Regions from separate parts of the Homo sapiens genome. Here region 2 is linked to region 1. A link is a contact called in ENCODE Hi-C or POLR2A ChIA-PET data. All regions are on one chromosome and are shown on one strand. The core of a region is the stretch at or near the end of the contact, and the rest is flanking DNA. Distances in the headings are between cores, read along the strand shown. Region 1 has its middle 17 kb from the start of LINC01900. Region 2 overlaps LOC124904260 (a long non-coding RNA gene).

Evidence for each region. Hi-C counts contacts between places; a loop is a spot of excess contacts on that map. ChIA-PET counts read pairs that join two places held with the same protein, here RNA polymerase II (POLR2A). Pooled maps may share reads with other maps.
Region 2: a loop to region 1 is called in a map of heart left ventricle, with 2.7 times the contacts of the local background. The contact joins two enhancer-like sites. A Hi-C loop is called at or near these places in 2 of 168 maps with a recorded cell type or tissue (Caco-2 and heart left ventricle) and 7 of 50 pooled maps. POLR2A ChIA-PET finds 5 or more read pairs at or near these places in 2 of 52 experiments (Caco-2 and WTC11).

What each region holds. Positions count from the first base shown.
Region 1 is chr18:21,995,244-22,000,254 of GRCh38, forward strand. No RefSeq gene overlaps it. Among named protein-coding and RNA genes, the nearest start is that of LINC01900, 17 kb to the left of the region's middle. Within about 2 kb of position 3,513, at least 9 of the 41 ENCODE cell types and tissues checked have a DNase peak (open chromatin) inside an H3K27ac peak, as active enhancers do; they include heart left ventricle, where a contact is called at or near this core.
Region 2 is chr18:22,468,844-22,473,723 of GRCh38, forward strand. LOC124904260 (a long non-coding RNA gene) reads right to left here. Exons shown (of 3, transcript XR_007066305.1): 1 at 1-4,880. Among named protein-coding and RNA genes, the nearest start is that of CTAGE1, 53 kb to the left of the region's middle. RefSeq lists an enhancer at 838-4,098 and a silencer at 1,763-2,057. Within about 2 kb of position 3,073, at least 16 of the 41 ENCODE cell types and tissues checked have a DNase peak (open chromatin) inside an H3K27ac peak, as active enhancers do; they include heart left ventricle, where a contact is called at or near this core.

The DNA.
Region 1 (5,011 bases), core at 2,263-4,762:
CTTGAGCCCGGGAGGTGGAGGTTGCAGTGAGCCGAGATTGTGCCACTGCACTGCAGCCTGGGTGACAGAGTGAGTCTCTGTCTCAAAAAAAAGGAAAAAAAATATATATATACGAATCAAGATGACTCTTAGATATTTGGCTAGAGCCACGGGGTTGATGGGTAGATGGTGATGTTAGTTCTCAAGGAAAGGACCTGCGACAAGTTTATTTGTCACATTTATTTCCTGTTTCAATTATTTCCAAAATGATCAAGACAGGAAATAGGGAGAACAGGTTGGGTGTGTACATATGTGTATTGAATCCAGTGCTTAAACTCACATGCTCTGAAGTCAGAGGTCATGCGTCCAAATCCCAGTTTCACCACTTACTACTTGGGTGATCTTGGGCAAGTGGGTTTATCTCTCTGTGTTTTCGGATCCTAATATAGAAAATAGGTATAAGCCGGGAGCAGTGGCTCACGCCTATAATCCCAGTACTTTGGGAGGCCAAGGCGGGCAGATCACTTGAGCTCAGGAATTTGAGACCAGCCTGGCCAACAGGGTGAAACCCCATCTCTACTAAAACACAAAAATTAGCTGGGTATGGTGGTGTGAGCCTGTAGTCCCAGCTACTCGGGAGGCTGAGGCAGGAGAATTGCTTGAACCCGGGAGGCAGAGGTTGCAGTGAGCTGAGATTGGGCCACTGCACTCCAGCCTGGGCAACAGAGTGAGACTGTCTCAAAAAAAAAAAAAAAAAAAAAGGTATAATTATAGGGTTAAATAAGACCATATATTTATAAACTCATGTGCTCAGCACACCGTAGAAACTCAATATGTGAAGATCATTTGTATTAGTAGTAGTGGTAGTAGCAGTAATATTTCTCCTGGGAATAGCACAGGAGCAGTCTAAGGAGGCAACAGTGGGTGGGTCATGATGGGCAAACAGTAGGAAGAAATGCCTGTGTTGGTACCATTTCCCAAACTGTGAAAACAGAGCCAAGAAAGCTTTGATGGACAAAACTCCCGGAAGCCTCAAGGCAGGCTCTTGCAGGGAAGAGGTCATTGAGGCATCTTGGATAAAAACGGTGGGCTGGGAAGGAATGAGACCAAGGATTGAATGCTGGAGCTGTGGCTTACCAGCTCTGAAACTTGGATCAAATTCTCTGAGCTTAATGTCTTCATTTGTAAATTGTGGATTAAAAATACCTAAATGACAGGGCTGTTGTGATGATAGATAGTGTTCTTATGTTAAAGTGTCCCACTTGGATGGATATGCAGGAAATGTTTGTTTTCCAAATAGCATCTGACTTCTTACTGAATAATGAATCCTTGAAGGCACACAGTCCTCTGAGCTGGAGGCCAGGAGTAGCTTTTGAAATCACCCAAGAAGGAGCAGCCCTGAGCAGCTGCGGGTCCCTCCCAGGCTGACTCAGACCTTTCACCCAGGCGGCCTTTGGGCCTTGTGCTTTGGGAGTCAGGAACCCCAGACTCAAGTCCGTTCTGGCCCAGCCCTTTCTTGGGCTCATTGTTCTGGGAGGCCTTGTACTATTTGTTCATCTAATCTGTTAGCAAAAAGGCAAACTAAATATCCTTCATTTGGACCTCTGGCTTATATCCCACAAAGGACAGAAGTGTCCTACCCGGGGTGGCTAGTGGCACCCCTGTCTTTGTTCCTGTTTGGCCTCTCTAAAAGGCCCTGGGCAGAGAGCTGTGACAGGTGATTGGGAAAGGGCCTGGTGTATCTGCCTCTCCAGGCCTGTTTGGACTTGATTCCTGTTCTCTGATGCCAGGAGGGGCCCCAGAAAAGCGCTGGGACAATACCTATCAAGCCCAAGTAACAAATAGAGGTACCTAAAGTTCAAACAGGTGTGTCCCTTCCTATTTTGTACCTATTACGGAGTGAAGTCAGGGTCCAAAGCCACTTTGCCTGGCTGTAGATGGCCTGTCTACTACTTACTCCCTGACCTGCTGTCTCCCTCAAGTCATTCCCCGACTGTGTGATGGCCACAGTCCCTGGCCGGGTAATCAACTCTCCACTAAGCAGGCCGCCCACCCAGATTTCTCTGCCCTGTCTCATGGGCTGGGATCCCTCCCACCTCCACTCCATCCTGAGAATACCTTGGTTCACTCCCCTATCTCCTGGGCCTCTGTCTGGGTGGCCCATGACTTCCACCTGGAATGCCATTATCTCCAAATCCCATTCTCCCTTCAAGTCCCAGCTGAAGTCCTGCCTCCTCACGATACCTTCCTGTCTACCCAGCTCCCGGGAGCACCTCCTTCAGCCTCCTATGACGTCCACTCTCCCCTCACAGGAGAGCTGCCCAGTAATCATCTTTTGTGTGTTTGCTGCTTCGTTTTGTGTTTTCTGTTTAATTTGTATCTTCCTGTTCCTCCTTCCGACCCTACACACATCTTCCAACTGGATTCCAGGGCCCTGAAAAGGCAGCCAGTGTTGGACTGGCTCATGGCTGCCGCAGAGGAGCTACCCTCCTTGGAGAAGCAAGGCTGCATCCCCTTTTTTTTGCTGACTTAACAACGTCCTGTTTCTACTTCGTGAGATGGCACTGACTCACCACTAGTGGTCGCTATTATTCACACCCTTACTTTCATAATTCAAACTAATTGGGAAACACGTATCTGTCAGCTTCTCTATGGGACTGGATTGCTAGAGGCAAAAAAAAGTGCTAGAGTCAATAAGTTTAATCAGTAACAGAAGTAAAGTATAGAGTCCCCAGGGAAACCTTTAGGAAAGATCTTCATGAGTCTGCTTATAAGGAAAGGAAGAGGCCTCCCAAGCAACAGGTCCCAGACATTCCTACTCCACATACGGATTGAATGTTTATTAAGTTCTGACAACATGCAGGACTGAAAATTTCTCTAGGCATTTATGAGGGTCATGCTGTTAAAATGAGATAAAGAATGAAATATGTTTGATATCATTATACAGACGTATACATAACTCTGTGTGTGTGTGTGTGTGTGTGTGTGTGTGTGTGTGTATACTCTTTTTTGTTTTATTTTATTTTCTTTTTTGTTGTATGGAGTCAGAAAGATCTAGCTGGGTTCAGATCCCAGCTTTGCTACCCGCCGGCTCTGGGGCCTTGGATACATCTCTTAACCTCTCTTGCCCATTGATCATTTATAAAATGTGAGCAATATTCCTTCCTTGAAGGGGTGTTGAGAGCTATAACTGAGATAAGGGTGTAGTCTGGGACCAGCAGCATCCAGGGAGCTGTCAAAATGCAGAACCTCAGGCCCCACCCCAGAGTAACCTAAGCAGAATCTGCATTTAATGAGATCCCTCAGTAATTTGCATGTATGTTAACGTTTAAAATTCCTGTCCTCAAGGAACAAATAATCAGTGTACAGATCTATATGGAGAGGATAATAGCAGCAGCTTACATCTGTAGAGTTCTCCGGCCTTTCTGAAGTGACTTTGGACTCCAAGTGAGGAGTGTTGCTGGTCGGATTTGGGTCTTGATAACGTTGACAGAAATAGCTGTGAGGACTTGGCGGCAGATGGAATGCGCCGCGGGTCTGGGTGTAGGGATGGCAGGGGGAGGAGGGGAGGTGTGGACACTGTTGGCAGAAGGTGGAAGTTAGGAAGGCTGGGAGCGTGTAAGAAGGAGATAGTGTGCTGGACATGGAGGAAAAGTTCTTCCAAGGCTTTGGGAGCATGGAGCCAAGAGACACTGAAAGAAATCAGCCTATTTACGTAGAATTTGCTAGAGCAAAGTCTTTTCTAAAAGTCACAATAGCTTTCTTTATACATTAGACTCCATCCAAATGAATAAATTCACATATACGGCAGATGGTAATAAAGCAAAACTATTATTAATTTAAAATAATAGATGATGGTGCTGGGTGGGAATCTTGGAGATCATTTTCAGTCTAATCCTTTCAGCCCCTGAGGCTCAGCTGGTGTAGGGACTTCTCTCATCTGCCACTTCCAGTGTGACCTCCTCTCACTAAACCTTTTTTCTTGGCTGTGAAATGGGGCAATAAATAACTGAGTTTACAGGTTGCTATGCGGATTCAATGAGATAATTCATGGAAAGCACTTAGCACAATGCCTGACTCTAATTAAGTAACAACATATAATATTATCAAATTGCTACTGACCTATAGGAGGTAGAGAGGGACACATTTTTTATCAAGACTAGTACAATTATTAGTAAAGATTATGGAAGTAAATTTGAGATTCAAGTAGCTAAACCAATTTTTTGTTGTTCCCAGTATGAATAATGATGATACCATATTACAATAATAGTAAAACCAACAATAACTGCAACAATAATTATATCATACTAAACACTAACCATAGCTAACATTCCCTGGATGCTTATCATTAGGTTGGTGTGAAAGCCATTGTGGTTTTTGCCGTTAAAAGTAATTGGAAAAAGAGCAATTACTTTTGCACCAACCTAATATATGCCAAGCACTAAATGAAGCACTTCACTTGGATTATCTCATTTGATTCTTCAAACGTGTATGATGTGTATAATACTATCACCAGTTTATAGATGAAGCAACTGAGGCCTAGTGAGATTAGGTATTGGGCCCAAGGCCTGGAGCTTGTACGTGGAACTCACATTGGAATCCAGACTGCCTGGCTCTCTAAATTGCTCTCTTAACCACTACACTAGCTCCCACATGAATATACCAGTGAACAAAATGCTCTTTCCATTGGTGGCAAATTAGGTGCTATTTGTTTTCTGGCCTGATGCTGTGATACATTTTAAAGAAAATACATGGTTGCAAGTTGAAAAAGAGAGTAGCTTGAAAACAAAAGAAAGGAGGATTGGAAAATCTGTTAACCTCCTGTGTGCTGTGCCAGGGACAGTCACATGCATGAACTCAATAACCCTTTGTGGATATGACCTACATAGTCATGGAGAGCAAACCTTAGCCTCAGAGAAGTTAAGTCATGTGCCCAGGATATAAACTAGTAAGTGAAGGGGCTGGGATTTGAGCCTGAGCCCAAAGCCCAAGCTAGCTCAAAAAAGATGCGGAGCCCTGACTTGTATTTTGA
Region 2 (4,880 bases), core at 1,823-4,322, 470 kb after region 1:
TGGCGGTGCTTTCTTGGTGGATGGTGGTTCAATTTGGTGTTCCTTTGGCAAGGTTTGGGTGGGAACCAGTAGCTTTGATCAAGCTACTGCATGGAAAATCCCACAGGGATCAACTTACTTCATGTTATAGCCAGAGCAGGTTCTAGAATCTAGTGCTCAAGCAGCTTGTAGGATTTCAATTTAGAGATTAGGGAAGCTCCATCAGCTGAAGTAGGGTGAGGCTGGTTAAGGAATAGAAATAAAATGGAAGTAGTTCAGATCATTTCTCATTTAAAAAATTTTTTTATTAAAACAAATAACAATCTTCTGATTGATTGTCAAGGACGTGACGGAGTCTGAGAGGCTATATATTTTGAATTCGGGTTGTAAAGCACAGACATCCAAACCAACAGAACTCCCACACACACTTCAGGAATGCAGAGGGTTTTTGTTTGTTTTGGTTTGTTTTTTTTTTTTTTTAAGTTTTAGTAAGAACATTTTCTAAACATATACTGAATAAGGTTGTACTTGATAGTCCTGGTAATGGTAATAATGATAACTGAGAAAAAAGTGGAGAAGTAAAGGAAGCAGAAAAAATTAAGGCAATCCTGACAGCAATTCAGATAGGTAATCTACATAAATTAGTCAGTTTCCTTATCAGAGATTTACATGTTAAAACCACTTGATATAACCCAGCAGGAAATTGAACAAGTGATTCTATGTCCAGACTTGGAAACAAAAATAACCACTCAGGGTCTGCACACATTAGTTTGCTCAAACTTGCGCTGATAAGTCTTTTTGGCTAGAGCTATAGTATGCAGTTTTTAAGAGGGGAGAGTTTGGTTGGAGGATGATTGACACGGAAACAACTGCAAATCCATAATACAGGAAAGATATAAGCTTCAGCGAGTACCTGGATGTCACTGAGATGATGCAGATGCAGAGGGTGACATGCTGCACGGGACTTAGCATTGTTCGTGGTGAATCAAAAAGAAAACCCACCCCATCAGCTCTGTAAAACACATCCAATATCTTAGGCAGACTGACATCTTACATCTGATGCACTCACACAAAGATATTTCACATTCTCATTTTAAATTTGTACCCATTCCAGGGTTTCTTAGTGTTTCCCAGAGAATAAGAATGATTTTGAAATTTGTGACTTGTCACTTTGGGGACAGACACTGCCTGTCAAGCTCTTCAGGCCAAGACCCCAAGGTTCCCCCAGCAGCCCTCAGACGCCCGTCCAAACAGTCTCTCTCTGGTCTCCAAGAGTTCCCGTGCATACCACATGCATATTCTATTTATATGTTTCTTTGTCCTGAACAAGATTTGGCCCCATTGTGTGGGAGCAACACCAGAAAAGAAAAACAAAATCCATCCACCGAGAGAAAATGGAGATTGTGAGAGCTTGGAGAAATTTACATACTTTGCTCATTCCATTTTCCTGTGATGTCAGAGTCAAAGAATATGCCTTTTTTAAAAAAATCACACACACACACACACACACACACACATTTCAAAATGCTGGGACTCACAGCTCTGTCAAGTGTATTGTCATTAAAAGGAGAAATGTAAACACTCTTTTGCCTTTCCCTCCACCCCCTTCTATTCCCCCCATCAGCCCCTAAAAAAAACTAACAAATTAGCCCAGACTCCACTGGACAGAATTAAGGGCCCGTCTGCAAAAGGCCGTGGGGTATTAATGGAGATGGGGCTGAGGCTGGGGCAGGGACGATGTGGAAGTGGGAGGCCGGAATGTGATACTTGAATCTGGGTGACTGGTTCTTTATGGAGGCACAGAAAAGGGCCGGCTGACACTTTACAGATTGAGTGTAATGTTCAGGGAATTTGGCATTTCTGCCACGGGCTCTGGCTGCCCTGGTAACTGCTTTCCTTCTCCCTGCTGGTAAAAGTGCAGGAGAAAAGGGTTAAATAAATGTTTGTGATATGATAAGGTGCTTGTTTATTCAAGGAATGACAGATTATTGGCTCCAAAGGCAGCCCTGAAAAATAGTACAAAGGAACTGGCTCTCCCTTCGCGGATGATGTGATTTCCTCCTGAGATTCTGCTCTTTCCTAGGAACAATTTGCCCTGGGAATTAAGAAAGATGATTTCCCTGCCATCAGATATGAACATGGAGTTGGCGCTGAGGGCTGGAGCCCCAGAAGCTGGCTGGGAACTGGGATGGGCTTGTTTTGGGGAATGACTTTCCTGCAGGGATTTTTCTCTCACTGCCCTCAGGCTGGCCCAGCACAGAGCTCAGCTTCCAGCATCCACGTGCCCTGCTTACTACCCAGAAAGGCTGCAGGGCATCAGCGTGTTGCTACTTCTGAGAGCCTGGGAAAAGAAGTTACGTACTCAGGAGGGGGACTTCTTCCTCAGGAAATCCTGGTGCCAGGTCTGCCTCTAGCCCCAGACTGCTGTGTTCATCCCCTGACCATTCCCACATGGCATGGACACATGTGCCCAGGATGGCATGCATATCTGTCCATTTCCACACCAACACAAGCTGCACTACATGAGCTTTCTCCTGTTGTCCTCTAGTGATTTCATAGCTAGTCCTGCAGGAGAATTCAGTTCCAGATCCCCAAACAATGAGGCATTCACCTAAAGTTGGTGCACTTTTCCTCGGGGAGCAAACATCAGTGGCTGCCAACCCTGAAAATCACAGAGATCTGTACGAGGGGGCCTGTACAAGTGAGCCTAGAAGGGCTGTGACACCTTGCTGTGCACTGTGAGCTGTTCCGTTCATGCCCAGCTTCTGGATGCTGCTCTGAGGTGGCTTCCGCCTGCAGAGCAAGGGTTCTGAGCCCAGCATGCTTCAGCCACAACTCTTCCTTTCCCCTCTCCTGGCCCTGCTTCTGGCATGCCATAGAGAGGTCATTCACATACTTGCTGACTAGAAGGGTTCATACAAGATGTTTGGCATAGTTCTCATTTGAAAAGAACACATTGCCAAAATCAAACACCAAGGGAAAAATAAGTTGTTGTTTAACGGCTGTTTTTCTGGCATCCTAGGAACTACTGTATGATTTTTATAATGGCCCAGTCACTTTATCAGCTGATGTGCTGCTTATTTGTAAGTCATAAGGCATCAGCCTGGGGAACCCAGTGCCCTTCAGACACAGTGACTCAGGTTTGAGCCGACGGCAGGGACGTTATCGAAGGTCCACGGTTGGGCTATTTTTATGATTGCATTCAGTACTAATAGGGCTTTTGGAGTGTACACAGCCATGTGCTCATTGTTGAACTATACAAGATAAGATCCTTGTCCCAAGGAGCTTACTGCCTGACTTTTGCAAAAACCAGATGGCAGAAAATGGTTTCCCTCTGCCCATCAGCAATGATTGAGGGGGTGGAGATGAGAAGCGGTGCAGTCAATTCATAACTCTCCTGGGGTGGGACCTTTGCTTTGGCATTTATCCCATGTGATGTTTTAATCATGGACTATCCTTCCCCATCATCTGCTATTCCATAAGCTGCATCTCCAGGGAGCTCTGAGAATTCAAGCTTATTTGAATATCAACTTAATTAAAGCATCATTAGATCATAAAGCACCATACATAGACACACACATTATGCACATAAACATTTGCAAAAATATCATGGATTTTGAAACTAGCCATAAATGACTTTTGGACTGCCAGTGGGGACATGAGGAAGGAAATGAAAATTGTACCTACTGTGGTGGGTCATATCCGAATCATATGCTGTGATGCTGGATTATGAAGTGCCAGCCGCGATGCCCCAGCAGATCAATTGGGTCTCTGGGACAGTTTCTGCCTGGGTCTGCCTCAGCTGGGAAATGTCCAGCAGAGCACTGTGAATAGGCCCCCACAACCTGCACATCAGTGCCTCTGGCCCCAGAGGAGCTTCCCGGCACCTGGGCATGTCAGTGACCTTATTTCAGGATAGCCCCCTAAGTCTTCAAGCCATTTGCAACTGCATGGGTTTACTTGAAGGCCAAAAATCTATTTCCTATGACATGTGAACAGTCTTACCAAAGGTGCACACACTGGTTAAACCCTGGATGAGCAAGTGTATTTACTCAGCACTTGCTTTGCCTTCATCTGGGCTCTCCGAAAGCAGATTCTTAGGCTGGGATTTGAGTGGGAGCACCAGCCAGGTGGTGAGGAGGGAAGCTAATGTAGGGTGTGGTACGCTACCATGGTATAGCAGTGTAGGTTACTGCTGTGAGCAGCTGAGGCGCCATCCCACTGGGGACATCTGGGAGATGGTGTAGGATGCATCTAGAGCTCTCCCTCCCTAGTGGCAAGGAAGCCAGGACATTGAAACATGAAGTCTTCTTCACCTTTGGCTCAGGGTTAGTCCAGGGACATCAACCCCCAGGCATTGCCTGCCCTGCCCTATCTGCAGGCTCAGCAGATCCCTTAACCAAAAAAGTCCCCAGTGTGGAGACCTGCAGTTGCTGGTGGTGAGGGTCACCAGTATGGCAACGGTAGGGGCCAAGGGACCCTGATGTAGGCAGGGACCCAACAGGGTCTGCCATAGGTTTCCTTCTTTCCTTCCTTCTTTTAAGTGTAAGGAACTCCTTTGAGAGAAGTTGGAGGTATGTACACATTTTCCCAGTGAATGGAGCCAATATTGAGACATCTAGAAAAAGGGAAATGAAAGAAGAGGGGAGAAAAACACAGGATTCAGCTCAGTTTTCCTTTACTCTGGAAAGTCTCCAAGCCCCTCCTCTCACTCTCTGACCAGCGACCTGATGTAAGTGCACCCCCACTCGACACCCATAGCCCTGAATTGTAATTGTCTGTTCATGTGTCATCCTTGCAAACCAAGGCATTCTTTCACTCGTTTGTCTTTATTTCTGTACTCTCTGTACTTACTTGCTTGGCATTGACAGGTGCTTAATTAATCTCTAGAAAATGAATGA